Regions from separate parts of the Mus musculus genome. Here regions 2, 3, 4, 5, 6 and 7 are each linked to region 1. Evidence: chromatin loops called from intact Hi-C (ENCODE). Cell type or tissue: left cerebral cortex. All regions are shown on one strand.

Region 1 (4,000 bases):
GTGGCCAGGAGAATGCAGGGCAGGGCAGTTTGTGCCCGTGCAGGAGTGACTCTGAGAGTGTAGCTGTGTGTGGTGCTGCCCACCTCATAACTCTCGGCTTGTGTCGTCTTCACCTATGGTCGAACTTGTGGACGAGGAAGTTCATATTCAGGTGGTGGGTAAGCCACGTTTGCTCAGTTTGAGCTCCTGTTGCTGTGAGAAATAACTTGACCACAGGCAACTTTAGGGAGGGAGGGGTTAGTCGGCTTATAATTCAAAATCACATTTCCTCATTGAAGGAGCTCAAGAGAGGAACTTGAAGACAGGGCTATTTGCTATTCCATATGGTACTAACCCTGACCACTGACCTCACTTCCTAGCCAAAGAAGTGTGACTGGACCTATGGAGAATTTTGTTTGCTGGCTCATGCTCTTTTAGACGGTCCAGAACCATCTGCCTAGGGAGTCGTGTGCTTCACAGTGGGCTGGGCCCTCCCACATTAAATAACAACGGGGCAGTCCTCCACAGGTATTCCCATAGGCTGATCCAGTGTAGGCAAGTCTTTAATTGACATTCTATCCCGTGATTCTAGGTTGTGACATGTGACTTTTAAAACTAACCATCATGCATTCTGTCCTCTAATTGTGAATTCTTGCTCCCAGGATCCCATTTCTCAATTTTCTGTGGAATAATCTCTGGATGGATAATGTTTTAAAAGTTTTCAGGAGAACAGTCGTGGAGCTATGAGGCTCTTAACTGCCCCACATCTCCTGATTACTGGACTATTTAGAATGATTTGGGGATCAGAGTTGAGAGGCATCGGAATTGTGTGGCCTGAGCTAAATGCTGTTTTCTAATCCCAGGGAAACCATGAAGAAATCTGCCCAGTGTCATGCTGCAGTGGTTAATATATCTGTCTTGTTCACAGTCCTACCTACCTGCTTATGTCACTAAATGTCACTTCTGTTTCCAACTTAACTCAGCTTGGAAAAGAAAAACATTATTGGAGAACTGTCTCCAACAGATTGTTTTTTTGCTCCTGTCTGGGGAGCATTTTCTTGATTGCTAATTGATGTAGGGGGGCCAGGCCACAGCAGGCAGAGAGCCGTTCCTAAGCAGGTGGCCCTGGACAGTACAAGAAAGACGGCGGAAGGTGAACCTAGAACCCGCGTAAGCACATTTCTCCAGTTTCTGCTCCAGTTCCTGTCTCTAGGTTCCTCCTGCCTCACCTTCCCTCCACAATGGACTGTAACTGGTAAGCCAAACAAATTCTTTTTTTCCTCCATGTTATTTTGGGTCATGATGTTTATCACAGCAACAGAAAAACAATCTAGGACACTGGAATCACAATGTAACTCTTAGGCCATATCACTTGTGTATCTGGTGATTTGTAAAAACAAAAACGATTAAGTGTGTTTGATAGAGCAGCCCTGTTCTCGGATAGGTCTCTGGGAAGCTCCGTGGGCTCTTTCAGTTCTAGAAACTTCCCAGCGGTGGGAAGAGAGATGGTGAAACAGGTCTGTGAAGGCACAGAGCCTTCTCCTTTTATATCTGCTGTAAGGTCTTCCTCCAGTCAGTGGAGTACCCTTGTTTTCAGTGGAGTGCTTGTAAGACGAGGGAGGGCAAGAAAAAAGCGCCCTCTGATTCTGAGCCAAGGGCGTGAGCTATGCCTGGCTCTGCCGAAACCACCCACCTCTTGCCTTTTACCGTCCCGGCTAGGTCTTGAACCCATATCCCAGCACATTTTATATCGGCTTTTGGTAGGTGGGTCGCTTGGGATATAGAAAGAGAATCAAGTTCCCCAAATGAAAAGACAAACGTAGTCAAATCCTCCAAGGCGACTGTTTACGAGAGGGAAGTCAGCGGGCCCCAAGAGGTCGCTGGTAGCGCAGGAACCGAGACCAGATTGTAGAGAATGGAGGAGGAAAAAAAAAAAATCCACGCACCCAAAAACTTTCTTCCTTGTTGCTGATCCTCGGCCCCCTCCTCCCTCCCTGCCCGCCCCAGCAGAAGCCGTAATGTGACACCGAGTCCAGCGTCGAGCCCAGGGTTGGAGAGGGAAGGGAGGGCCGGGGAGGGAGGAGAGCGGGCCGTCTCGCGCCAGAGAGAAAGGGGAGGGGAGGAGAGGCGAGGAGGGAGGGAAGCCCCTGTCAAGGAGGTGGAGCGAGAGGGTGGTGTCCGCCTCCCGATCCTCCCTGCCTTGAGCTAGCCGAGCCTGAACTGGGACCAAACACACCGCCCGCGACCCACACAAAGCCCGGGGGGTCCACGCTGGCGCTGGAGGCGAGCCGGGAGCGAGCCCGGGGCGCGGCGGGACTTGGGGCGCAGGGCTGCTACGGGACGCGGGGCTGCTAGCAGGACGCGCGACCAGGCGTGGGTTGCGATCGCCACCCCCACGGCGGGGCCCGGGACATTTTGGGCCCTTTGGGGCCGCAGCGAGCGGTGGGGACCAAGACGAGCAGAGTACCCTGAGCCCGGCAACTTCGGCCCCTCCCCGCCCCCACCCGGCTGCCCTCAGCGCGTCCCTCTCCATGTGCAGACAGCCGGCTAGGCGCTCCGGCTGGCGGCGGATGGGTGACCTCTTCCTGGCCGGGGCGGGCTGTTCGAGGCGGCGGAGCCGGCGATGAAGAAGAAGCAGCAGCAGCATCCCGGCGGCGGCACGGATCCCTGGCCCCATGGGGCCCCTGTGGGGGGCGCCCCTCCGTGCCTGGGCAGCTGCAAGCGCCGGATCCCGCTGCTGCCTTTCCTGCGCTTCTCCCTCCGGGACTACGGTTTCTGCATGGCTACCCTGCTGGTCTTCTGCCTGGGCTCCCTCTTCTACCAGCTCAGCGGGGGACCCCCTCGCTTCCTGCTCGACCTGCGGCAGTATTTGGGTAGGGAAGGGCTGCGCCAGCCCCGCAAAGTTGGGCACTCGGGGAAAGGGTGATAAGCGGGGAACATCTAAAGCTGTCACGGCCACCACGGTCCCCGAGGCTCCCCAGGTGGGATGCCACTGAGCATCCCTCAGTGAGGCAGCTGGGAGCGCCTGCTTCCTACAGTACTCTGGGCTGCCCGCAGCGACGGGGGACTCCGGGCAGGTGTCCCAAGCCCGGACACCACGTACCTGTCCCCGAATCGCCACTCCAACTGGGGCAGAATAGACATGTGCATGTTTGTGAATATTTGTGTGTATGCTGGCCTGGCGGTGCGTGCACAGTCCTCTCTAGGATGTGGTTAACAACTTACAATCCTGTCCCGTCTGGCTTTTCCCTTCTGAGTTGTGTGGGCTGGTTTAACCCCGCTTTCCAGTCACTTTTAGATATTCTATCCACTGGGTCCCCCGTTTGTGAGTTGGCCCAGGTGATTCCAGTCTTTCCCTAGGTTGGTTTGTTCCTTGGCAGCACCTGCGCACCCCGCGGACTGCAGCGAGAGTGCGGGAGAAATTGGGGCTGTTTCTAGGTGCCAGTCAACTGTGCCGCCTTCGAAATTCCGCCCCGTATGTGTCTTAAGTCAACTTTTTTTTTTTTCTTTTTGGTTCGTGGCTGAAAAAGGAAGAGGTTGGAACCCAAGAAAACAGATTTCAGTGAGGTATGACCTCGCTGCTCTCTCATCCATGATTCTGAGTGCCAAGGCTTGGCCAGCACTCGCTCAGGTCCCAGGGATGATGCTGGCTCCTGTGCCTTGGCTGAGGGAGGGTGTAAATTCCTTGACTTCTGTGGCCAGGAGAGGTCGTGCGGGGGTTGTCTCTGAGGTGGTTTGAGTGGAAGAACCTACCGTGGTCATCTGCAGGTCCAGAGTCAGTTCAGGTGGAGACTCCATCAAAGTGCTGGGACCAGAATGGGCTGCCCAAGACTCATACAGTTACCTCAAAGGTCCCTTCCCTTTTGGTTCGTGGCTGAAAAAGAAAGAGGTCTCACAGAAGTCTCAGGTCTAGTAACAGCAGGCCTGTTTGGAAGGAAAAACAAGAAAACCACAAAACCACACCAACAAAGGGTGTTTGGGAGTAGTGTAAACTGATAAAATTGCATTGCTTCCAGGGACA
Region 2 (4,000 bases), 640 kb after region 1:
CTAGGGGCAGCAACGCGCTCCACTTACAGTTTTATCCTTTATAATCTGCTGAGGAAGTAATGGGGGAAATTCAGCAAGCACGCTTGGGAGTGGGCACGGCAGTTAAGGCTAAGATGGCCACTGGGGTTTTTGTTTGAGGGGTTTGTTTTTACTTTTTTGTTTTTGGCTTTTTTCATCGATTATTACAAATACAATATGGTTAGAACTCCATTTTTCCCATGCAGAGACAGAAATTTACTTAGTTTGTTGCGCACTTATTTAGTTCCCCTTCTTTAGGCCAGGATATTTAGAGACATAAAAATATCTTGGCCTAAAACTTTCTGGAATTCACCCAAGATAAATTGTTAGATATAAGCAAAGTAACTCATATTTTATGTCCTCTGATGCTATTGCCAAAGTACTTAGTAACAAGCAAGCTTCCTTGTTACTAGATATCCACCTTCCCAGCTCCTCATTAGCAAGAATGTAGCAAAAAACAAACCCCAAACCACCATTAGCACAGCACCAGTACACAAGAAAAAAAAATTTAAATTTAGTTTTAAAAAATTGTGTATATCAGTTTCTTGACCAGGGGAGTCCTCCCAGCCTGGCTGCTGTGCTCCCTGAAGACTCCTCCCTACAAGCCTGCACAGCTCCTTCAAATTCCAGCCCCAACTCTCTTGTTCTCCCTGCCTCACTCACTCTGTTTCCAACTGTCTTGACGGAATGGGCTTGGTATCACCCAAAGAAGAAACCCCTTTAGAGAACGGAGGCCTGGATGAAGCTGGCGAGCGGCCCCAAGCTGTACAACAGGGTTGCTTCATTTCTTGATTGAGACAAAACACAAATCCCCTTTGTTAGGTTCATTTGACATTTATTTATTTGTTGCATGGCACAGTGTGTGTGGAAGCCAAAGATTCATGAGTTGGTTCTCGCCTTCTACCATTTGAATTTTGAGGATGAAAATCAGGTCTTCCAGCTTGGTGGCTCACACCTTGCGAATGGAAGCCATCTTGCTGTCTGTAGTATTTCTTTCATATTCAAATGCATGGATTTTTTTTTGTTTTGTTTTAGGAAAGAAATGGTAGGAATGTAAATGTGTGCTGTGTGTGTGTGTGTGTGTGTGTGTGTGCGCGCGCGCGCGCGCGTGCGCGTGTACCTGTAGATACACAGATGGGGAAGGCGTAATTTCCCTTAGGAAAGGAGCAGGAAACTGACTAGGAGTGGTTGATCCTGATACCCAATACATGACAGAAAGGCCTGAGGCGCCTTCTCAATGACAAGGCCAGTGTCTGCATCAGTGACTTTTTATATTTCTCTGGGAAATCTACAGTATTGAGTTATAGTTCCCAAGACAGAAAAACAAACCATAAAGAGGAGACAAGATTAGTCTCAACAATGATGAACTGAGCTCTGGAATCCAAGATTTAGTCAAACAAAAATCAATGTATGAGCAATAAACAGTGAAAGCATATGAAGGAAAAAAAAACATGTTTATAATAATGATATGAACGATAGTAATGAAAAACTGCAAGGCATCCAAGAGTAGTTCAATTACAATGTGTATCAATATCTGTTTAGAGAAAATTATAATTATTACTGAACTCAAGCGTGAGCGATATTAAGATTCCATTCAAGCACATAACTATATTCTCTGGAGTTTTCTATATGCTTAAAGTTTGAGTTAGGATATAAAATGAAAATGAATTTAATTTGCCTTTCTAGTTATCCATGGTATCCGTGCTGTTATTATATCTGATAAGTGGTAAATGTGCCTTTACTTACCATGTTCTATCATCAACTGTTGTCCGATCAAGTGTTCCCTGGAGCCAAGGTTGCAGAAAGTGTGGCACCCAGGTAAACGAGCCATGCTGCAACAGCGACACCTAGTGGTCACAATAGTGACATTCCACCTCCTTGCCCCAGCCATAACTGTAGAGGCTAGGAGAAATGGTCTTTTCATATGATCTTTTTGAATTGTAAGTTTTCTAATACATATGTAGTAGTTTCTCGTTAACATTTTGTCAGGAACTAAGAATATTGAGCATCTTTTCAAATGCATGGCCACACACAGAGTTTTACCTTTTTGTTTTGTTTACTACGATGGGCGGGAACTGCATGCCACCACCTGCTTGCGGAGATGGAAAGACAATTTTAAGGAGTCAATATCTCCTTCCACTTTTATGTGTGTTCCGGGTACTGAACTCAGGTCACCCGGCTTCCACGGCAAGGGCCTTTTACCTGATGAGCAATCCCACCAGCTTCATATCTTTTTAAAAGCTTTTTGTTATTGTGTATATATGTGTGCCTGTGTGGGTTTACACATCACAGGGCATTGGAAACCCAGAACCTTGAGTTATAGGCAGATGTGGGTCACCTGACAGTGCGGGGACTGAACTCCGGTGCCTTGCAAGAGCAGCAAGGGCTCCTAACCACTGAGCGATCTCCCTTCAGTATTTTCTTAAATAAAGCTATGTATCCATGTTTTCATTAGTTTAGTGGTTGGTTTCTAGGGGTTCTCGGTGTATTCTGTACATGTGTCCTCTTACGAATACAGAGGATAAAAAATTTTCCCATTTGTGGCTTGACTTGTTCTCTCCACACTGCCTTCCAGAGAGCAGGTCAGGTTACCACATTTTGTGTGCTAGATCATGCTGTTGGTACTGTGACTTAAAGTCTTTAACTCATGGTCTCATCTTGGGCCATTCTTTCTGTTTAAATGATGCCATTTTAGTATAATATTAAATTGTTGCTATGGTACAGGCTGTAGCTGTACCTTCATCATTTGAGCACAATATTGCTTTTTTTAGATCTCATTTTTTATTAAACTAATAAAATTTATTTTAAAATATACAACTCAGTATTGACATTTTAAGTCATCAAAATAATTTATAATAGTTAAATACCTCTTAAATATAAATGATATCTTCTGAAGCTAAAAGTAGTATGCACTCAACGAGTTTTTAAAATCTATTTGGAATATAAAACATGATAGTAGAAAAAAATCTCTTATGAAGTCCTCTAAGGAAGGAAATTTTGGAGCCAGTCCCACAACACCCAGAGGAAGCTCCATTCCCAGAATCATAGGATCAGAGGTGAGGAGAACACAACATCTGCCCAACACCAGGAGTAACTGGGAGCAGCAGGACTCAGGCGCCCAGGAACTCCACCCCACCAGAGACACAGATCCTTCCAGTCTGGGCTGGTGCCCTCAGCAGACCTTAAGTGCAAACTCTGAAGCCAGTCCCACAACAACCAGAGGAAGCTCCACTCCCAGGCACTCTAACACACCCAGGTCCACAGAATGACAGGATCATGGGATTCCAGGAGCTTGGTCCCACCAAGATCTCAGGGTCCTAGAGGCAGCTTTACTCCCAGGAGCTCTGACAAGCCCAGGATCTCAGGATCACAGGATCCCAGACTCACAGGATCACAGAGACAGCTGAACTCTGAGGAGTTCTGACACAACCAGGATCACAGGCAGGACAGGTTCCAGTCAGATATAGCCACGGCAGGTAGCACTAGAGATAGCCAGATGGTGAGGCAAGCGTAAGAACATAAGCAACAGAAACCAAGGTTACTTGGCATCATCAGAATACAATTCCCTCACGATAGCAAGTCCTGGATACACCATCACACCGGAAAAGCAAGATTCTAATTGAAAATCACTTCTCATGGTGGTGATAGAGGACTTAAAGAGGGACATAAATAACTCCCTTAAAGAAATGCAGGAGAACACACGTAAACACCTAGAAGCCCTTAAAGAGGAAACACAAAAAATTCCTTAAAGAATTACAGGAAAACACAATCAAACAAACAGGTGAAGTAAATGAACAAAACCATCCAAGATCTAAAATGGAAATAGAAACAATAAAGAAATCACAAAGGGAGACAACTCTGGAGATAGAAAACCTAGGAAAGAGATCAGAAGTCATAGACAGAACAAACACCAACAGAATACAAAAGATAGAAGAGAGAAACTCAGGTGCAGAAGATACCATAGGAAACATTAACACTACAG
Region 3 (4,000 bases), 72 kb after region 1:
CAGCATTGTGTGTGTGTGTGTGTGTGTGTGTGTGTGTGAGAGAGAGAGAGAGAGAGAGAGAGAGAGAGAGAGAGAGAGAGAGAGAGAGAGAGAGAGAGCTCCTCCAGCACCATGCCTGCCTGAATGCTACCATGCTTTCCGCCACAATGACATAGATACCATGAACAAATGCAACACACACATGCATACTTAAATTAAGTTTGGTATTATAAGAGTTAACTGGGAAGCTTGTAAGCAGACATATTTCTATACTCTACTCCTTAAGGGCCTGAAATAGAAAATGGGACTTGGAGCCAAGGAATATGAATGAACAGTCCTCAAACATGCTGGTAGGTTTCAATGTTCCGTCCCACATGGATTTCTCTGTCAGAACCCTGGTTCCCGTGTGTGTTTCTGGTTTTGTTTTTTGCTAAATGAAGGCTAGCTTTCACTAGACACCAAAGCCAAGAAATACTCAAATTGAACTGAATAAACTACAGCCTTCAGGCCAAATCCTGGTTTGCTGTTGTAAATAAAGTTTTATTGGAACATAGCCATGCCCTTGGTTCATTATAGAAATGTGGTTTCTGTCATGTTTCAGTGGCAAAGTTGACTGGCAGGGCAGGATGAAAGGCTCACAAAGCCAAAAAAGATTTGCTCTTTGACCCTTTAAAGAAGGCTGCCATCACCTGTTAAAGGATACATTGCACATTTAAACACCCAAAGATGTCACCAGATTTACATCAGTTCCCTTGAGAACACTTAAGATATTCCCCGAGAAGACATGATCTTCAGAAAAGCAGTTAGAAGCATGCTTCTCATAGGCACAAAACTGTTCCAAAAAAATCAAGAATGTAAGTTCAAAATAGAAGAGTAAAATGAAGAAATAGAGAGCCTGGAGTAGAAAATGTGTCTTAGGCCGCTGAACTAATTTATTTTGTTTATCCAGCTTCGGTGGCACCTGCGATGAGTGACAGTTTTGGTGTGTACTTAAGTCCTGTTCTGATCTCACTTTTCAGTGGGAGTAGATTAGTGCTGGACATCGTGTAGAAAAGGCAGGCCCTTCACTGAGAGAACTGTATCCCCAACTCTCTATCCTCAACTCACAGGGTGAGAGACGGAGCTCCTGGCTTTGATAATTAAGCTGGCAAAGCAAATTTGGTTCCAGTGTTTTAATGAGCTCGTGTGGGTGGCCAACAAATTGCAGGTTCAGACATAAATGTTTCGAACGTGGGTGGCTGGCTTTTAACCCTGAGGGCAAATTTCTGTGATTGTAAGGAAGGTTTAGGCTTGTAGCCAAACTCAAAAGAGTTGTTGCCAGATATTAAGAAAAATGGGAGCTATTCTAAGGGGTGTTGCATTACTTGAGGACAAGATTGTGTTGTTCCAAGTATGACTGGCACAATAATTAAATATCATCTGAGTGCCCTCAAGCTACGTATTTGTCATAATTCATACTGTGTTGTTCTACTTGGACTTTATACATAATATCTCAGAAAATGTGGGGAGACTCTGAGGGAAATGGAGTTGGCTGTCACTTCCTTACCTTTGAAGGTTTTAAGTGCTGTTTTATACTCCTTTATGCCTTATGTAATGCTTCATAGCCTGTGGTTTTCTAGGTTGGGAACAATTAAATTTTGAGGGTTTTAGGTTTCGTTTGGTTTGATTTTGTATTATTATTATTAAGATCTCTATCGAAAGAAGTGAGTTTGGGTTTGAGAAGTGAAGGGTTAATGCTTACAGAATTTTTACTGGCATCATAGGAGGTTGTTTTGAAGCAGACCCCCTTCTGCGTTCTGCAGGGGACCTTCATGCCACGGAAGTGGGACTTGGAGTACATCTTCAAAAGGATAAAGTAGATTTCAACAGAAGCTGCTTTTCAGCCAGAAGAGCAGGGTGGATTCTAAGGATGATCCTGTAAACAGAGATAATGAGATTCTAAGCAAGTGCAGTTGAAATGTTAAAAGAGACTGTAAAAATACTTCTGTGGGCTCCTGATTTATTCTCTCTCACTGCTCAGGAGAACCAAATATAAACCAGCATAATATTCATTGTGCAGTTACCGTGGGGTCAGGAACAAGGCCCCGTTAGCTCATTCTCCTTCCATTTGTAAAAGCAATCAAAACTGATTCCAATTGGACTGGAAAATCTATTGACTCAGAGGGAGAAAGTTAATGGGAAGCTCTTCTATTCCTCCTCTGTTTACATAGTGAAAGTTCACATAGGCTCTGTCAGGTTCCTGGGAAGGGTATGGAGGTTGCGCCTCACGCATGGGAGGCTTTAAGTTAAAACTTGGACCATGTCTTTCACCTGTTGTATTTTTAAGCGCTGGAAGTGATGTTCATGTCCTATCCTTCGTTAGTTCTCCTCACCTTCTCTCTTTGGCCTCTGCCGATGAGTCTTGACAGGACCAGTCCCGGACACGCGGAAAACTGTGGACTTCTTCCTTTCTACCATTGAGGGACTTATTTCCTAGCATTTGACTATAAAATACATGTTTGTTTTCTTTCTTTCTGGTTTATTTATTCAATATAGAATAATTGATTCTTACTTATTTTCATGAACTATAATACAATTTTATCATTTTATTTATCTACCTATTCATTCATTCATTCATTCATTCACTCATTCATTCATTCATTCATCCACTTGTTCACTCACTCATTCATTCATCCACTTGTTCACTCACTCATTCATCCATCCACTTATTCATTCATTTACTCATCCACTCATTCACTCACTCATTCCTTATCCATTCATTCATTTGTGTGTGCAGACGATGTATGTGTTGTATGGGCTGTACATGCCATGATTGGAGTATTGGAGGTCAAAAAACAACTTTGTGGAGTTAGTTCTCTTCTTTCACCTTTATGTGGGTCCTGTGAGAGTTGAACTCAGGTCATTAGGCCTGCATGGCTGTGCCTTTACCTGTTGAACTATCTCACTAGACCAAAATTGTCAAAACTTTGACTATTCAAGCTTGTTTTTTAAAAATTTAACTTCTTCTCCTTTCCTTCCTTCTCCTCTTCCTCCTCCTCCTCCTCCTCCTCCTTCTTCCTACCACTAGTGTGTGTGTGTGTGTGTGTGTGAGTGTGTGTGTGTGTGTGTGTGTGTCGCTCACGCACGTGGAAGTGAGGGCATGCACATGCTACCATTCCCATGTCTGAGAACAACTTTTGCAAGTCCAACTTTTGGGGTCCCAGGCTAGTTTGCTCTGCACTATAATACAATTTTATCATTTTATTTATCTACCTGGCCGAGCCATTCTCATGTGGCCTTGGTATCCATTTTGATGCACAGCGTTTCTCAGATTTGGCCCCTGAGAATCAGATCGGTCTTTGGATCAAGCTTTTGTTCTTTGGACCTGCTTCTGTTACACTTTGAAACTTTCAGATACTCCAGACGTATTCAGATACTCCAGACATATTCAGATACTCCAGACATATCTTGCAATTCTCTCTTGTGAAACTGGCTCTAAGAACTTTACATTCTTTTCAGTCCAGGTGGGTAATATTTACAAAACAAGATCTGGGCACTAGGAATGCATGTTACCTCTAGAAGGCCATTGTGTCTTTGACTTATAAGTAGATAAATAGAAGAAAAAAATATAATATATATTTATATAATAAATAGAAAAATATAGTAACACATTTTTATTTATCTATATATTTATATATTCACATGTATACACACATACACACATACACATACACATACACATACACATACACATACACATACACATACACATACACATACACATACATATACATATAATATATATGCACACACATACCCTGATGGATTTATCAGTCTGCTAAAAACTCTTTCCTGGGACTGGGAGATGACTAAGCTGGTAAAATCCTTTGGATATACAAAGAGCCATAATAAAGCAGCCAGGTGCAGTGGCACAAGGTTATAATCTGAGCATTTGGAACTCAGAGACAGGAGGATTCCTATGTCTCCTCTGGTTAGCCATCCTAGTCCAATGGGAGAACTTCAGGTCAGTGGGAAACCTCGT
Region 4 (4,000 bases), 280 kb after region 1:
ATTTATCTGCATGTAAGAATGTGCCTGAAAACCTAAAGGTGAGCCCTGCTGAGAGCCTTCCTATCAGAAAATCGGTTTGAAGAGCTAGACGTATAATGAGTCTTCAATAGCTGGGCTTTGGAAGTAGAGCTCCCTCTGTCCTTCTGATAACAGACACATGCAGGAGTTTACCGAGTCTATTGAATGGGAAGGGTGTCAGCATGGTGCTGTGTCTGATGACTGCTCTGTGAGACACTGTGAGCCTCCCTCTCTTTGTGCAGCCCTAGAGAGGGTTTACCCTACATTAGAGTCGTAAAGGAAGACTTCAGGCATTCTTATGTGGACCCGTCCTCTGTCTGTCTGTCTTGGCTCTCTCTCTTCCTCTCCTCCCTCTTCCTCCCCCACCCTCTCTTTGTAAGTGAAGGAAAGACAGGAGAAAGAGAGGAGGTGGGGATAAAGAGCTGACTGAATCTTGGTGACACATATTTATCCAGACATCTGTTAAATGGCAAGATATGAAGCCATTTACATCTGTTTTTAAGCTGGACAGTAGTAGCGCACACCTTTAATCCCAGCACTTGGGAGGCAGAGGCAGGCGGTTTTCTGAGTTCGAGGTGAGCCTGGTCTACAGAGTGAGTTCCAGGACAGCCAAGACTACAACACTGTCTCGAAAAACAAAAAAACAAAACATCTGTTTTTAAACACATATAAGCCTCCAATGACAAGTGTATCCAAAGGGGCATGCACCTAGCTGCTGCTTGAATTAACTTTCTATTTTCTTCAGCTAAATGGATGGCATCTCTGAAACGGTGGGCCTTGACCCCACGATCTGTAAGCACACTCACTAAAGTAGAGGAGACCTGTGAAGATTGGGTCACCCTTAGCTCTTTGACCTACAGCTACCGTCTTCCCACCAGTAAATTAAAACTCTTTCCCTTTTGATTTTGGCAGTAACGATGTGGTAAAGTCCTCAGGAGGAGTCAGGGACATCTGGTATTCCTGTGTAGTAGGATGAAAAGCTTCCAGAAGCCTGGTGCAGCTGCTCCATGGGGTTACGTGGTGTGGTACATCGAATCTGTTTTCAGGATGCATCTGGGGTGCCCTAGCTCTTTTCCAAGAGCAAAGTGATAAAAAAAAAAAAAAAGAATAATTCCTGGCACAGAAGGGGTTCCCAAGACCCCTGCTGTCTGTTCTAAACTCAGTTACTGAGTAGAGATTGTGGCAATACAATTTATGACCCCAGATTAGCTCTCTGCTGATGTGAAGTGTGTGCATGCATGACCAAATGAACTTCGGACGGAGAGTTCAGCAACTTCTGTGTACTGTGGTGGCTTGGCATTGTCTTCTGCTATTCCCTTACAATGACGCCGAAGGCCAAGGGAGCAAACGGTTCCTCTGTCCTAATAGTCTCCGCGTCCCCCAAGGTAGAGGATGTGGGTTAAGCAGAAACTCCTGACCAACCTCTTGTTCTATTTAGACTTCTGCAGACACAACGTGCAATATTGCTCTGTCACCATGATGCATTGGTGGGTTAAAGGTCAGACAGGTGAAAGGGCGTGTAGCGCTCTTCTACCTGTCCACACCAGAATGCCTTGTTCTCGTGGACGGCACACTAGAATCCTGAAGCTTCCCCGTATGCAAGAATTCTAGGGCTGATAGCGCAATTCGCTGGTCGAGCTCTTTCCTAGCAGGCCTACAGCCTGGCTATGATCCCCAGATCCTACAGTCACACTATTCGCGTTGCCTCAGCTGTCTGCAAGCAAGAAGAGAAAGAGCCAGTGGTCAGCCCTCCTCTCTTTACTCAGTCTGGGACACCACCCCACAGGATGGTAGCGGCCACCAGGAGATGGTTTTCTCTCCTCCATTGAACCTTCCAGGAAGCACCTTCAGAAAACACCCAAACGTATATTTTCATGATGACCCAATTCAATCAGGTTTACAATGAGATCATCACACACCCCTTCTTCTTTCTGCTAAATCCCCATGATCTTTACTTTTTACCCCTGCCCCCTTTGAAAGAAAAACAGAAGCCAACCTAGAGAAGTCTATAGTCCCTCTGTACGAAGCCCCTTACGATGAAGGGAAGAGAAAGACCGCGGTATTTCTGAGCCATGAATTTTAATGTGTCTGTGTCTCCTTTCCTCAGCTCCCAAGCCCTGAAATGTTGGTTCAGTGGGAGAGCATTTGCCTACGATGCTCACAGTGCTGAGTGTGATCGCCAGTGCCACCAAAGCAAGCAAGCAAGCAAACCTAGCATACTGTGAGCTGACAGAAATTTCTCAGGCCTCATTTTGCATGCTAAGTTGCAGGGATTGATGGTAACAGCTAAAATAAATAAGCAAGTTAATTTAAAAACAAAGAGCACCTGACTATATGTAATAGAAGCAGTTCTGGCGGGACCAGTAACTGAGTTAGTCTTGTTCAATAGTAACCAAGTTAGTATTGTTCAATAGCGCCACCTAGCTGGTGGACGGAACTGTGTGGCCTGGTGAAACCCATAACTTTCCTTCTTCAAAAGCTTGAGAACTCACGTGTCCTCTCCTTTTACCTTGTGTTTGAAATGCTTTCCATTACTAGAATTACTTCAGTATTCATCTTCTTGTTTCCATTGTAATTATAAGCCCTGGGGCATGATGGGAAACTCAGTAGGCATTCAGGGGAGGCTTGGGGAACACAGTTGGCAGCCATCAAAATAAATTCCAAACCATCTACTCAAGTACTAACCTCGCAAACTAAGTCCATTTACAAGGGGCTGTTTTAGAAAATATGTTCGCACGTTTTACAGGTAAGGATGACAAAGGACACGTCAAATGTTGTGCCAGCTAGATTTTTTGCTTGTTCATTGTCTATAAGTGACCGCTAGACCCCCACCCCACCCCTCAAGGTCTTTGATCAGTATTACAGTGTTTGTGAGTTAATTTGCATTGCAGTATTCAAATGAGAGCATTTGCTAGAAGTAACAGATGCATAAAAGAAAATTTTTAAATGGTGTACCACACCATTTAAAGTCTAGTTTTTACCAATCTAGAAATTAAAGAAAAAAAAATCCAACAGAATTAAAACAAATACTGAATGAATGCTTGGTTTCTATATAACCAAAGTCATTCTTGAAGTCTGGAGAGATGGCTCAGTAGTTAAGAGCACTGAGTGCTCTTCCAGAGGTTCAGAGTTCAAGTCCCAGCAACTACACGGTGGTGTACAACCATCTGTGATGGGATCCGATGCCCTCTTCTGGTGTGTACTTATAAAATAAATGAATAATAATTATTTTTTAAAAGTCATTCTTATGAAAGAGTGCTAACCTGAGCCAGGAAGCTCTCCTGGCATATTCTCTGCCCTGGGTCAGATGTGTAGCCTGAACAGTGACATTCTTACTGTGTGACCTTCAGGGTTTGTCTCGCTGAGATCTAAGGTCTCATGCGGTGTGCTTTTGAGCTCCTTGTTCAGCCCCCAGTTCCCACAGTCCTCTCGTAGTCCTGGGTAGTCCACAGTGCCTTTTGTGTGGTGATGGAGATCATCCATCTGTATCTGCAGCCTAGAGAGGGCTCACTGTCCAGAATTCTATCTTCCTTGGGGCTGCTGCTACCAGGGTGATCAAGGCAAAGATCTCCCTGCTGGTCATTTCTAGTCTTCATTCTCCATGCCATCTGTGTTTATCGTGGTGGTTAACTAAAGGTTGTCAGAAGGCATGGTCACTTATTAGCAGTATGGCCATGGCAAGGTACCCACCTGAAGCCTCAGCCTTCCCCGTCTGTATAATGTGCATAAATGTTACCTATCTTAAAGGGGCAGAATCCATAGTCCTTAAGATATATTGAGCATTCAGTGATGAGCTATCATCAGGCATAGCTGTGAAAAAACATGACTTTAGATTTCGCTGTAATCTCTATAGCCAGAAAAGGAGGGAAGCGTGAAGGAAGGCAGAAGATGAGGTGTGTGTGTGTGTGTGTGTGTGTGTGAGAGAGAGAGAGAGAGAGAGAGAGAGAGAGAGAGAGAGAGAGAGAGAGGTGGGACGAGCAAA
Region 5 (4,000 bases), 710 kb after region 1:
CGAGGCCAGCCTGGTCTACAGAGTGAGTTCCAGGACAGCCAAGGCTACACAGAGAAACCCTGTCTCGAAAAACCAAAAAAAAAAAAAAAAAAAGTGCTATTGTAGTTGAATCTGGGACTGAAGTCAACATGGCCATGTTCTTTAGGCCCAGAATGTAATGTCTGTCTTTATACACATACCCATAGTTTTCTGAATGATGAGGAAAAAAACAGTCCCAAGGGCTGGGGTATACCTCAATTAGTAGAGTAGTTGCCCAACATTCATTAAAACACTTTAATGCTACAAACTTAAAATTAATATAGTGAATTCCTTAAAATCAGAAGGCCTCTGTAAGCATCTTGACTTTATGCCCTTCGCTTCCTTGATTTGTCCTGTCCTTTCTAAGTGGTTAGGCCAAACTTACCTTCGATATGAAGGTAACATTTGCACATGCTCATCTATGCCTTTTGTGACTGTAAGCTTTAATCACATGCCTTCTAATGGCCTTTGTTAAAGTCCAGACTCAGCATGCTGGCTTGGCTGCCTGGAAAGCCTTAGGGTGATGCTGTCAGCACCCTTCAGACACATCCCAATACTTTGTGCAGCACAGACAGGCAACACACTTTAAATAAAGCACGACTATCTAAAGGCCAACCTGATACTCAACCTCCTTGATGAATACTTGGAGAAGACATGCCTATGTAACACAAAAGAGAGAACCTCTTTTCATCAACAGAAACTAGAAAACAAAGACACCTTTTACCAAAGATGATCACCAAAGAAATGACCTTTGCAATGTGTGGAGTGATAGATTTATAATGGGAAATCAGTCATAGTTGAGCAAACAGAAATGATGTAAGGCGAGCAGTATGCTTCATGGCTTTTTTCCTTGTCGCAACTTGGAAGAACCTGAATTGCATGGTCCAGTCTATAAATTTCTTTTAGATCCTATAAATGTCAACTCTTGTACTGAACTGGAAGGAGCCCTAGACAAAAATTTAGCAAAAAGATTTAGCAAATCCTTGTTGTTAAATGGCAATGTATTATACAGAAGAAAAAAAATCTAATCGTGTGACAGAGAACTACAAGATTTTGTTATCTAAATAAGGAAATTAAATAAAAGGGAATAAATATCAGGGGCTGGAGAGATGGCTCAGAGGTTAAGAGCACTGGCTACTCTTCCAGAGGTCCTGAGTAAAATTCCCAGCAATGACATGGTGGCTCACAACCATCTACAGTAGATCTGGTGCCCTCTTCTGTTACACCAGCATACATGTGGGCAGAACGTTGTAAATAGAGTAAATAAATAAAATCTTTAAAAAAGAGAGAGAGAGAGAATGAATAACACAAGGATATTCAATAGAAAGGAACTTAAAACATTAGTATATATAAAAGTAACACATTTACTTTTGAAGATCATTGAGAACAGTGGGTAAGTAAGTAAGGTATTTATTGTAAGAGTGGGAGATAAAATATTTAGGCCTAAGGTTTCTTTCAACTCTAACTTTCTTCATAATACATGGTATACTGAAAAAGTCAAGTCTATGGGAAACACTGACCAGCTGTGACAACAAAATGTCCCCCTCACAAATGACCTACAGAGGGGAGGCCAGCCAAGCATACGGTTCTTATAAAGGATACTCCTGTTTGGGCTTTACTTTTTCTTTCAGAACCAAATTGGCTGGTTTATCCTGTTCCTTTTCATACTCCTTGAAATCACTCTTGGTATATTTCCCACCTGTTTATTAAAAGAAATAAAAGAATTAGCATCCTATAATGGTACACTAACAATTTTATAAAACACAAAGGACTACTTATGAAAGCACACAGTGGGAGGTAGGGAAGGTGAGGAAGGCCTTAAACCCAAAGCCTGTCTCTGCTGTTACTCTGGTTCAAAGTGCATGTCCAGTTTTCTTTAGTTATATGCTGCCACCTAGTGACCTGGGTGAATATTACAACATCCAACTGAAAAAAACACTGTTCAAGCAAAGCCACCAAGTCCATGAACTCTACTGCATCAGCCAGCAGCTAACACTACTCCAAAGCAGACACCACCCACCACCAATAGGACTGTGATTATAACACGTAAAAAACACATCAAGAGGCTGGTCTGGGAAAGGGTATGGGCCTGGTAAGACTGGCGAGCCAAGCTGGGACAGGTTTCTCCTTCCACCACAAGAGAAGCCAACTCAGAGAGAAACAAAGCCTTGTTCCAACTGTGAACAAAAAAGCTCTCCTCATGAAACAGAGAAAGTTCAACTCCCTCTAAGCCGTGGGTTGGAAAGGAATGATTGATAAGTGAGAGCACTGAGGTGAGGCGCTGGTTCAGACTGCAGGGTGCACTGAACAAGTTTCCTCTGCAACACGGCCTCTGGCGAGGAAAGGCTGCTGTGAATGAACACTGTGGAGAAAGAACATCCCTCACAGACCAGGTATTTCTCTCTCTAGATTTTTTACAGACCTTAATAAAAAATATTGAAAAAAAATCAATACAGCCTACTACTTATTACCAAACAGCCCTGTTTATTTCTTATTTTGAAAGTGCAGTAAAGTCATGGGCAACAAACCATAAATGGTACAGAAAAGGTAATCGTGTGGCTGTAGTGACGGCTCCATGGTTAAGAACGAGGTCTTGCAGAGGACCTGGGTTCGCCTCCAAGTACCCATAACCATCTGTAACTCCAGTTCTAGGGGATCTAATGCTCTGGTCTCTGCTGGGACCAGGCATACACATGGTACACATACATATAGAGAAATAAAATATTCAGACACATAAAATAAGAGTGAATCTTTAAAATAAGAAAAACCAGTAATCTTAATTTTTCTGGTAAAATTTAGCATTACATGTGAATAACTACCAAGGGAAACCTTTTTTCTGTTGTTATTTTGTTGTTGTTTTTCTGAGACAGGGTCTTAACTATATAGCCAACTAGCCTGGAAGTGGCTATATAAAGAAAGCTGGCCTTCAACTCACAGAGATATGCCTGCCACTGCCTTCCCCATGCACAACCCTAAGTGAAGCCTTTTTAAAGCATTGTAAAATGATCTTTTTAAACTCAGCTAGAAATGCAGTTCAATGACAGGACGCGTTCAGCATCTGGGAGACCACTATTCTCAATCCTTAGCATACACACACGCACACACACAGTTAACAAGATACAAAGTTCATGACTAGCGTGGGGAGTTAACACTTACAGTCTCAGCACTCAGGAGGATATTAAGTTTGAGACCAAGCTAGACTCCATAGGAAAACTGTCTCACAGCCATTGAAGAACATTGAGCTCCATAGAGACAGCGGACAGGCACTGGGCAACTGCCTCACGGAGGAAAATCAACTAAACATGGGCAAAGGAGATCCTAAGAAGCTGAGAGGCCAAATGTCCTCAAATGCATTCTTTGTGCAAACATGCTGGGAGGAGCACAAGAAGAAGCACTCGGATGCTTCTGTCAACTTCTCAGAGTTCTCCAAGAAGTGCTCAGAGAGGTGGAAGACCATGTCTGCTAAAGAAAAGGGGAAATTTGAAGATATGGCAAAGGCTGGCAAGGCTCATTATGGAAGAGAAATGAAAACTTACACCGCCCAGCCCCAAAGGGAAGACCAAAAAGAAGTTCAAAGACCCCAATACACCCACGAGGCCTCCTCCAGCCTTCTTCTTGTTCTGTTCTGAGTACTGCCCCAAAATCAAAGGCGAGCATCCTGGCTTATCCACTGGTGATGTTGCAAAGACACTAGGAGCAATGTGGAACAACACTGCAGCGGATGACAAGCAGCCCTATGAGAAGAAGGCTGCCAAGATGAAGGAGAAGTACAAGAAGGATATTGCTGCCTACAGAGCTAAAGGAAAACCTGATGCAGCAAAAAGGGGGGTGGTCAAGGCTGAAAAGAGCAGGAAAAAGAAGGAAGAAGAAGATGAGGAGGATGAAGAGGACAATGAAGAGAGGGAAGAGGAAGATGAAGATGAAGAAGAAAAAGATGATGAATAAGTTGGTTCTAGTGCATAATGTTCTAGCATATAAGAGA
Region 6 (4,000 bases), 91 kb after region 1:
TAAACCTTAATTCTTTTGCTGTTTCTCTGTGTTTAGAGAAACAGTCACATAGCCACACACAGGTTTCTGCTATAACCATCTTTAGATAGCCATGATTGTAGCATCTAGCTGCTAAAGAGAACTTAACAAAGATCGTGGTCTGGGAATCTTGTGCTTCAAATAAGAAGGGCTTGAAGGGGATGCAGGGCTACTCCTGACTTTGTTTAGGAGGATAGGTACAGCAATGTGAGGGAGTAGAGGACCGGACAAGCAGGGAAGGCTGGGGTCATTTTTTCCCCCTGACTGGTCATCATTTCACCTGTGGAGGTTATGTAAGGCATATTAAACCACTTGCTACTTCTTGTTGCTGGAGTGTGGGATATGTTTAAAGCATGTCATTTCCTCAGTGTGGGTCTGTTTGCACCCAATCTAAACTCCTTGTTTTGGAGACAGCAGATCCAGTATGGCCCTCAGCTGTGTATTTCAAGAGGTTTTTTATAACAGGGTTGGTCTGTGGCACTCCTGGGGAGTAGCGCTTGGCGGGCTTACAAAACCGCTCTGTTGCAGCGATGACATACTTTGTGTGGTTCTGGAAGCTAAATAAAACACGGGAAAGAGATAGTAAATAAAATAAAGAGCACACCTATGTAATTATTGCCAGAAGCGAACATGTGAAACCCTAAATTTGACTGTGGTGCAGGCACCTGAAGATTTATGAGAATAGACATTGTTCCCAGATTAAATTGTCAGGAAAGCAGCAGCTACCAAACGTCTTCTTTAGATAAAATAGTTTTTTAAATGTTCTGTTCACTGGGGAAGCAGAGAGCAGATGGCCACTGAGCTGATCCCACCAGCCTTCATGGGACATTGTAGAAGCAGCTGGGCTATTCAGCGTTGCTTATTTTCTGCTAGGAGACTGGCTCTCTCTGTCTCTTTGTCTCTTTGTCTCTCTGTCTTGGTCTCTCTCTCTCTTTCTCTCTCTGTCTGTCTCTCTGTCTTTCTCTGTTTCTCTGTCTCTGTCCTCCTTCTCTCTGTGTGTATGTGTGGGTGTGTATATATGTGTGTGTGTGTGTGTGTGTGTGTGTGTGTGTGTGTATGTATGCAAGTGCACACAGCCACGTGCAGCCATGCTTATGCATGTGTGCATGTTTGTTCGTGCACGTGTGTTCATGCCCATGGAGGTCAGAGGTCGACATTGTCTTCCTCTCTTGTAATCTCCATGGCGTTTGTTTGTTTGTTTGTTTGTTTGAGACAGACACCAACCTGGAGCTTGCATTTATTTATTTATTTATTTATTTATTTATTCATCCATCTATTTGAGACAGTGTTTCTCACCAACCTGGGGCTCAGTGACTTCCTGGCTGGCAAGCAGATGCAGGGGTTCTCCTGTGCTTGTCTCTTTCCCCCCAGTTCTCAGGAGACAGTGCATCATGCCTGCTGGGTATCTGAACTCAGGTCTTCTTGTTTGCCTGTCAGGCAGTTCCCCCACTGAACTGGATTTTACGATGTGGTGGCTTTGTGACTTTACAACAATGGACTGTTTACATGCTAACAGTTCTAGTTTCAGACTCTTACCCAAGCCTGTGGTTCAGGTCTTTGGCTTTTCCCGTGGCCATTTCTGTGAGCTCAGGGTTTTCCCACTTACTTACTGTTTTGTCTCTTGGTAGATGCGTTCAGGTGGGTTATCAGGGCTAACCTTGACGACTACTTCTTTGGGAGTTTTGCAACTAAGAAAACTGAGGCTGTAGGTGAGATAATTTTCAGAAGGCCACATGAACACCAGATGTCGACTCCATCCCCATCTCTGTCCACCTAAAACCACGCCACCTCATTAGTCTGCCCTACCAGCCACCATCCAGTGCCAGTGGGCCAAGCCAGTCCTGGCACTTCTGTAACTTTGGCTAGCTTTTCCAGTTAGATGAATTGAACTGTGCATCTAACATGACCCATATATCCATGGCTTCTTCCATTTAGAGAACACAGCACAGTGTTCTCTGCATAATGCACATCGGTGAATTTCTGCCTTAGGTTCCTTGAGCTCCATGAACAGATGAGAAAGCAGGTGCAAAGGTCAGTGGTCTTTACCCTTCTCTCCACCTGGTGAGAATCCTATTCTGGAGGCTTGCTTAGACTTTCTCCAACCCATCTGTTCATTCACGTGCTTTCCCATTTGTGTGAGACTAAACGCTGTGCACACACTCATGCCTTTTTATTTTTAGCGAGAAGGACAACCAACCACTCATTCTGTGTGTACCGTGTCAAGCACCGGGCTTGATATCCTGCGGAGCTTGTCTCTTTTCAGTTTTGTTTTTAACAGCTTGGAATGCAGTTCTGAGATAGAACACTCGCCTAGAATGAACATGGCCTTGGAGTCCGTTTTCAGTACCGCACATGCTTGCAAAATAGTTGTTAGCTGTTCAAGTAAATAAAGATAGAATCCTTTAGCTCTCACAGCGGCCCTGGGAAAGGCCCCTTTGTCCTGTGTTATAAGGGGGGGGGGGGTGAAACTCAGCAGGAAGAAGCCACTTGCTCCAGTCACAGTAGATAGGGTTTAAAAACATACTAGGACCCTGCCTCTAATGGATTCCTGAGGCTGTCGACTCGTTTTATTGTACTGAATTTTATTTTTATTTTTCCTCCCCCTCCCTGGCCCCCATTGCTCAGGATTTTACCTAGAACCTTGTTCATGCTGGTCAAGTACTCCATCACTAAGATCTGTCTTCTGGAGATGTTTTTGTTTTGTTTTGTTTCACTTTGCTTTGCTGTTGTTGTTTTAATACTCAAGTTGAGGCGAAACTTACACTGAGTGAGTGCACATACCATCCATGTACCGTTTGATGAGATCTGATAAATACACACATTCACGTCACCCTCCATCCAGCCATCAGCATCTATTGGCCAAGAAGTTTCTTCCTATTCCTTTTCCTATTGGCCCAGCCACCCAGAATTAGCTCTCAGGGCTCCTGAACATCATAGAAGTCTAGAGTATGCATGCATGCCTCTCCCTTCATTTACCCTTCATACTGTTTCTAAAGGGGTGATATCTGCCACACTTCAGGCTCGTTGATTTTCATTTCTCGACCAGCATCCCCTTTCATGAACATGTGTCTGCTCACTCTCCTGCCGATAACACTTCGGTTGCTTCTCTTCCGGGGCCATCATGAACAAGAGCGATGTGAGTGTTTGTGTGCCTGAGAGGGTTTTTGGTTTTGTTTCTTTGCGTTTTGATTTTTTCTTCTTTTGAGAACACATGTCTTCATTTTCTTTGTGTAAATACATCCCTATCTGTTCACCAATGGGATCATGGAGTGGAAGCATGTACCACTTCCTAAGGAACTCCAGTTTTCCAAACTATCTGTCTGTACTGGCTAGTTTTGTGTCAACTTGACACAGCTGGAGTTATCACAGAGAATGGAGTTTCAGTTGAGGAAATGCCTCCATGAGATCCAGCTGTAAGGCATTTTCTCAATTAGTGATCAAGGGGGAAAGGCCCCTTGAGGGTGGGACCATCTCTGGGCTGGTAGTCTTGGTTCTATAAGAAAGCAGGCTGAGCAAGCCAGGGGAGGCAAGCCAGTAAAGAACATCCCTCCATGGCCTCTGCATCAGCTCCTGCTTCCTGACCTGCTTGAGTTCCAGTCCTGACTTCCTTGGTGATAAACAGCAGTATGGAAGTGTAAGCCGAATAAACCCTTTCCTCCCCAACTTGCTTCTTGGTCATGATGTTTGTGCAGGAATAGAAACCCTGACTAAGACACTGTCCATTTTCCCACTCCCACTAATGTGTGAGTCTTGTAATTCATATTTCTGCCAGCATTTGGGACCGTTGCTTATTTTAATTTTCATCGTTCCTTTTCACGTGGCTTTTCCCACTTAACAGTGAGCCTTCTAAGATTAGCTCAATGTCTGGCATAGTCAATCTGACATATATAAAAGTATTGTTTTGAGAATGGTTGTCAGGTTTCTAACAGTGAAACTCTAGAACAGTGATTCTCAACCTGTTGGTTGAAACCCCTTTGGAGAC
Region 7 (4,000 bases), 200 kb after region 1:
AGTGTGACTGTGTGTATGCACGTGTGTAAATTCTGTGGGATCCAAAGCACAGCCATGACATATAAAAATTCCCCGATCAACTAAGCCTGGGAAAGTCTAGGAGAAGCTGGGGTTTACATGTGTGTGTGTGTTGGGGTTTACATGTGTGTGTGTCCTGACGACTCTGAGAGTGTATATGTGTGTGTTTGCATGTTCACCTGCATACATCTGTGTTTACGCATGTGCTGATGAGCTTGTGTGTGAGTGTGTGTGTGTTAGCATACTCACGTGTGTGTCCATGTGTGTGTATGTGCTGGTTGGTGACTGTGTGTGTCTATTTGCATGTTCACATGTATGTATGTATGTATGTATGTGCTTAAATGTATGCATGTGCTGAAGGCCGTTTGTGTGTGTGTGTGTGTGTGTAGGCCAGAGCTTGTCACTGGCCATCTTCCTCCATATTCTTTACTTTATCTGCTGAAGATGGGATTCTCACTAAACTCAGAGTTTCCCAGTTCACCAGCTTGCTCTGGAAATCACGCCTTGTCTTCACCCCCTGAGGCCTAGGACTACAGACAGATTGCCAGGCCTGCCCCATTTATGAGGGATAGGGCTCTAAATTCTAGTCCTCATGCCAATACATCAAGCACATTACTATGTATGTATGTATGTATGTATGTATGTATGTATGTATGTATCATCTATCTATCCATTAGTCTCTTTCTACATACACATGCATATATACATTATTTATATTACATATACATACATATGTGCACATATATTTTAAACCCCAGCTTCTCCTAGACTTTCCCAGGCTTAGTTGATCGGGGACTTTTATGTGTGTCATGGCTGCGCTTTGGATCCCACAGAATTTACACATCATAATTTGGGAAGTGCTAGCCCAGTCTACGCCCTTTCACCCATCACATCAGAAAAGGTTATTTCCCTGTAAGCTTCACATCTGCTCTGACTCTGTCCAGTAGCCATTCAAATGACCTAAACCTTGGAAATCATTCAGAGGGTGGGGTCAATGGCAGTCTTGTGCCCGAGTGCTTCAGACTGCATTAAACTCTTAGTGCAGGGTGGCAGGGCACGGTATTATCCTACACTGTGTCAGACTGCCCTGCAGCTTGGCTCTCAGACGACATCCAAGTCTAAGTTCTGGGTATAAAGCAACAGAGCTTAAAACACAATCATAACCGTGGTTCTTCTGGAAAGTTCTTGGGGCCACAGAGATCCTTCTGGGGCGTCCTCCTGCTTGGTCCTCTGCCTCCTGTTCAATCAGCCGATCCTTCTGCCGCTAGTGGTGGGTGCTGAGCACCAGGCGCGACGTTCACTGCCCATGCAGCTGACTTCTGAACCTGACACAAATATACATAAATCAAGAAAATCTAGAATTAGACATAAAAGCAAATTGGGGTCAGATCCTGGTTAAGTTTGAATTGGTAAGCGTACGAGTTAAAGTTGTATTCAGTGGTTAGAGGACAGCCACTCAAAACAGGACTTACGCCAGGCATGAGAGCCTTCTGGAGAGCAGGTCGCCTTCTGTGCTCCCAGGCCTTACTGTAGAAACAGAGGTATGTAAGGACTTGCCTAGGCATGTGCATATCTGAGGACCCACTCCCGAGGGTGACCATATCACAGAACCCACTCACTTCATGAAGGATGGACATTAAAATAAAATAAATCCTCCAAGCAATGAAATTCTGTCACCTGAAACTCTAAAGTCTCAGACTGCTTTCTGAAGTTTTTACTTTTGCTTTGAAACAAGCCCTCCTCAGTATGTAGCCCAGGCTGGCTTTGAACTCATGACTTTCCTGCCTCAGCCTCCCAGGTACACTGGGAGGATAGCATGTATATAATCATGTCATATCAGATGCCTTTCCTGTGCTTGTGGCCTTCTGCGTGTTCTTCCAACAACTTTCTCCCAGAAACTGTTTGGAAAGGCTGACAGCATAACCCTCAAGGCTTCCTGCCATGAAGACAGACAGTGTCATTCCAGAGTTGGCTTGGAGCAGCACTGGCCAAATGCCAGTGGACGCTGTCCTTCAATCCAACTTGTCTGGGATCAAGCCAGATCAGTTCATGGAATGGGCTCTACATCATCTTGGGTCCTGAAAACAAAACCAGAGTCCTCTAATGCAAACCCAGAGGGAAGAAAAGAGGACAAAAGAGAGAGACCATATAAGCCAGGGAGAAGGGAACTCTCCTCTCCTAGGGTTTGAATTGTATCCATTAATTTTCAGTATCTAGCCCAGACACAGCCCCTTTGCCACGCTCATGTTACTGCTCCCCCTGGTGGACTTCTTCTTAACTGCAGGCACATGCTTTTTCTGGTGGGGCCTTCCCTGTACCCCCAGAAGGAGGAAGGTAGCCTGAGACCTTCATTCACCCTTCTCAACCTCTAAGGTTGAGAAAGGACCTGCAGTTCCCCCTCTGGGCAGTTTGCCTTTGCTTTGATATGTTAGTAAGCACACATCCTTCTTTTGATTTAAGATGCCCTGCAAAATTATAGGGCCTCTAATTGCTCCTGAGTGACACAAGAGTTCAGACCAAGGTAGGGCACGATATCCTTCCTGTTGACAAGCTGACAACCATTTCCTGAACATGTCAGGAGCAAAGACATCTTCAGAGGGGCAGATAAAAGTCTGTGCTCTCCCATCCTGCCATGGAGAGAGGAGGGAGCAAATTGTTAGAAAAGGCTTCCTAGCATCACCTTTGTGTAGTGAGCGTGCTTGATTCTTGCCTTTTCCTTCCTCTTTTAACCCCAGTTTAGTCCATCAACATAAATTTAACTTGTTCCCTTAGATGAATTTTAAGCCATACCTACCCTTTTCCTACGTATTTAAAATCCATTCTTGTTCATGGTAACATATACTGTTTTCCCACCCTAGAAATCTTAGAAAATATTCTTTCTATCCTTATTAGTCTCTGTCTCTTCTCTCTGTGTGCATGCACACACACACACGTGTGCATGTGTGTTCCTAGAAAAGATGAGGTCCTATACAAGCCAGCCATGCCCTCTGCCACTGAGCCACACACTAAGATCCATGCTTGTATTTCTCCACGTTTTTCATCCATCAGCTGTTCAGCACATCCTAAGAGACATAAAACATTTATTTTTCGCTAGACTCTCTCCATTCTCCAGAATGTGCCGACCAGTCCCTTGTTTCCATTTTAAAAGTTCATGGATAGATAATTGTCTGAGAAGGGTGACTTGACTGCCACTCTGGGATGAAGAGAAGGACTGGAGGGTTTGAATCCTGGCACAGTCTATCGGATCATCAAGATTTTACAAAATCTATGTACTCTGGGGCTGGAGAGAGGGCATGATGGTTGAATACACACTGCTCTTACAGAGAGCCCAAGTTGTGTTTCTGGCATCCATGTTTGACAGCTCCAGGACACCTGAGGCATCTCTCCTCTGGCACCTGCTCTGTATAACCCACGGGATGTGCATAACTCATTAATATAGCCCATGCATGTGCTCACAAATGATTTAAAACAAGATTAACCTTTAAATAAACCTGTATCCCCTTTCTGTGCCCTGAGCTCTTCATTTCAAAGAATGAGTAATAATTCTTGACTCTTGGAGTATTAAATGGTAACAGGTAACTCCTGCTATGGTATATAACACACCCCTCTCCCCACTCAGAAAAATGCCTTTGCTTGGCTCGGATATTACAAAGGGACTGCTGTGAAGAGTGTATAGACCAGTGTAGTCCAGGAAAGGTTAGATTCATTGTCTGCGTGATAGACAGTTGTGTCTTCAGTTAGTCATGGGTTTCTTGATATGAAGCAAGCATTACTAAAGGGGTATCTCCATTCCATAAACACTCCTGGGGCACAGATTCTCTGCGGACATCTGGGGGGGGGGGGCTTAAGTAAGCCCAGCCTCAGTCCTCCTGTAACTCAGTCAAAGTCAAAAAGGAGAACACAGTCTCTGTCACAGTGCATCGTCAAGAGGGGTGTCCCCAAACCTCCTGAGATGAAAAGCTGAGGAAGATCAAAGAAGCAT

What was found. Peaks named below come from ENCODE experiments on the same cell type or tissue, not always from the same donor. Only the 100,000 strongest peaks of a DNase experiment are listed, where the experiment ranks them.
Region 2: it touches region 1 in a loop (2.3-fold over the local background); 2 of 42 quality-filtered maps call a loop at or near these places.
Region 3: a loop joins it to region 1, with 2.0 times the contacts of the local background. A loop is called at or near these places in 3 of 42 quality-filtered maps.
Region 4: a loop joins it to region 1, with 6 times the contacts of the local background. A loop is called at or near these places in 10 of 42 quality-filtered maps.
Region 5: it touches region 1 in a loop (2.4-fold over the local background); 2 of 42 quality-filtered maps call a loop at or near these places.
Region 6: it touches region 1 in a loop (2.3-fold over the local background); 4 of 42 quality-filtered maps call a loop at or near these places.
Region 7: it touches region 1 in a loop (4-fold over the local background); 18 of 42 quality-filtered maps call a loop at or near these places.

What each region holds. Positions count from the first base shown.
Region 1 is chr10:8,517,002-8,521,001 of GRCm38, reverse strand. It overlaps Ust (uronyl-2-sulfotransferase), which reads left to right and starts at 2,177. Exons shown (of 8, transcript NM_177387.3): 1 at 2,177-2,852. The coding sequence starts at 2,603. In left cerebral cortex, a CTCF peak has its summit at 1,862; DNase peaks (open chromatin) are centred at 1,879, 2,176, 2,710 and 2,961; H3K4me3 peaks cover 2,313 bases; H3K27ac peaks cover 1,049 bases.
Region 2 is chr10:7,881,580-7,885,579 of GRCm38, reverse strand. No RefSeq gene overlaps it. Among named protein-coding and RNA genes, the nearest start is that of Gm24726, 35 kb to the right of the region's middle. In left cerebral cortex, a CTCF peak has its summit at 1,864 (motif pointing left); a DNase peak (open chromatin) is centred at 1,855.
Region 3 is chr10:8,445,091-8,449,090 of GRCm38, reverse strand. All of the region lies in intron 1 of Ust (uronyl-2-sulfotransferase), which reads left to right. Among named protein-coding and RNA genes, the nearest start is that of Ust, 72 kb to the left of the region's middle. In left cerebral cortex, no CTCF peak of the experiment used is centred here; DNase peaks (open chromatin) are centred at 435 and 1,922.
Region 4 is chr10:8,240,992-8,244,991 of GRCm38, reverse strand. All of the region lies in intron 7 of Ust (uronyl-2-sulfotransferase), which reads left to right. All of the region lies in intron 2 of 4930573G07Rik (a long non-coding RNA gene), which reads right to left. Among named protein-coding and RNA genes, the nearest start is that of 4930573G07Rik, 34 kb to the right of the region's middle. In left cerebral cortex, a CTCF peak has its summit at 2,450; a DNase peak (open chromatin) is centred at 2,435.
Region 5 is chr10:7,808,079-7,812,078 of GRCm38, reverse strand. It overlaps Ppil4 (peptidylprolyl isomerase (cyclophilin)-like 4), which reads right to left. Exons shown (of 13, transcript NM_026141.3): 11 at 1,621-1,717. Among named protein-coding and RNA genes, the nearest start is that of Ppil4, 17 kb to the right of the region's middle. In left cerebral cortex, a CTCF peak has its summit at 1,918 (motif pointing left); a DNase peak (open chromatin) is centred at 1,919.
Region 6 is chr10:8,426,063-8,430,062 of GRCm38, reverse strand. All of the region lies in intron 1 of Ust (uronyl-2-sulfotransferase), which reads left to right. Among named protein-coding and RNA genes, the nearest start is that of Ust, 91 kb to the left of the region's middle. In left cerebral cortex, no CTCF peak of the experiment used is centred here; DNase peaks (open chromatin) are centred at 550, 771 and 2,198; H3K27ac peaks cover 623 bases.
Region 7 is chr10:8,321,680-8,325,679 of GRCm38, reverse strand. The region is part of intron 3 of Ust (uronyl-2-sulfotransferase); the gene reads left to right. Among named protein-coding and RNA genes, the nearest start is that of 4930573G07Rik, 110 kb to the right of the region's middle. In left cerebral cortex, a CTCF peak has its summit at 2,285 (motif pointing left); a DNase peak (open chromatin) is centred at 2,293.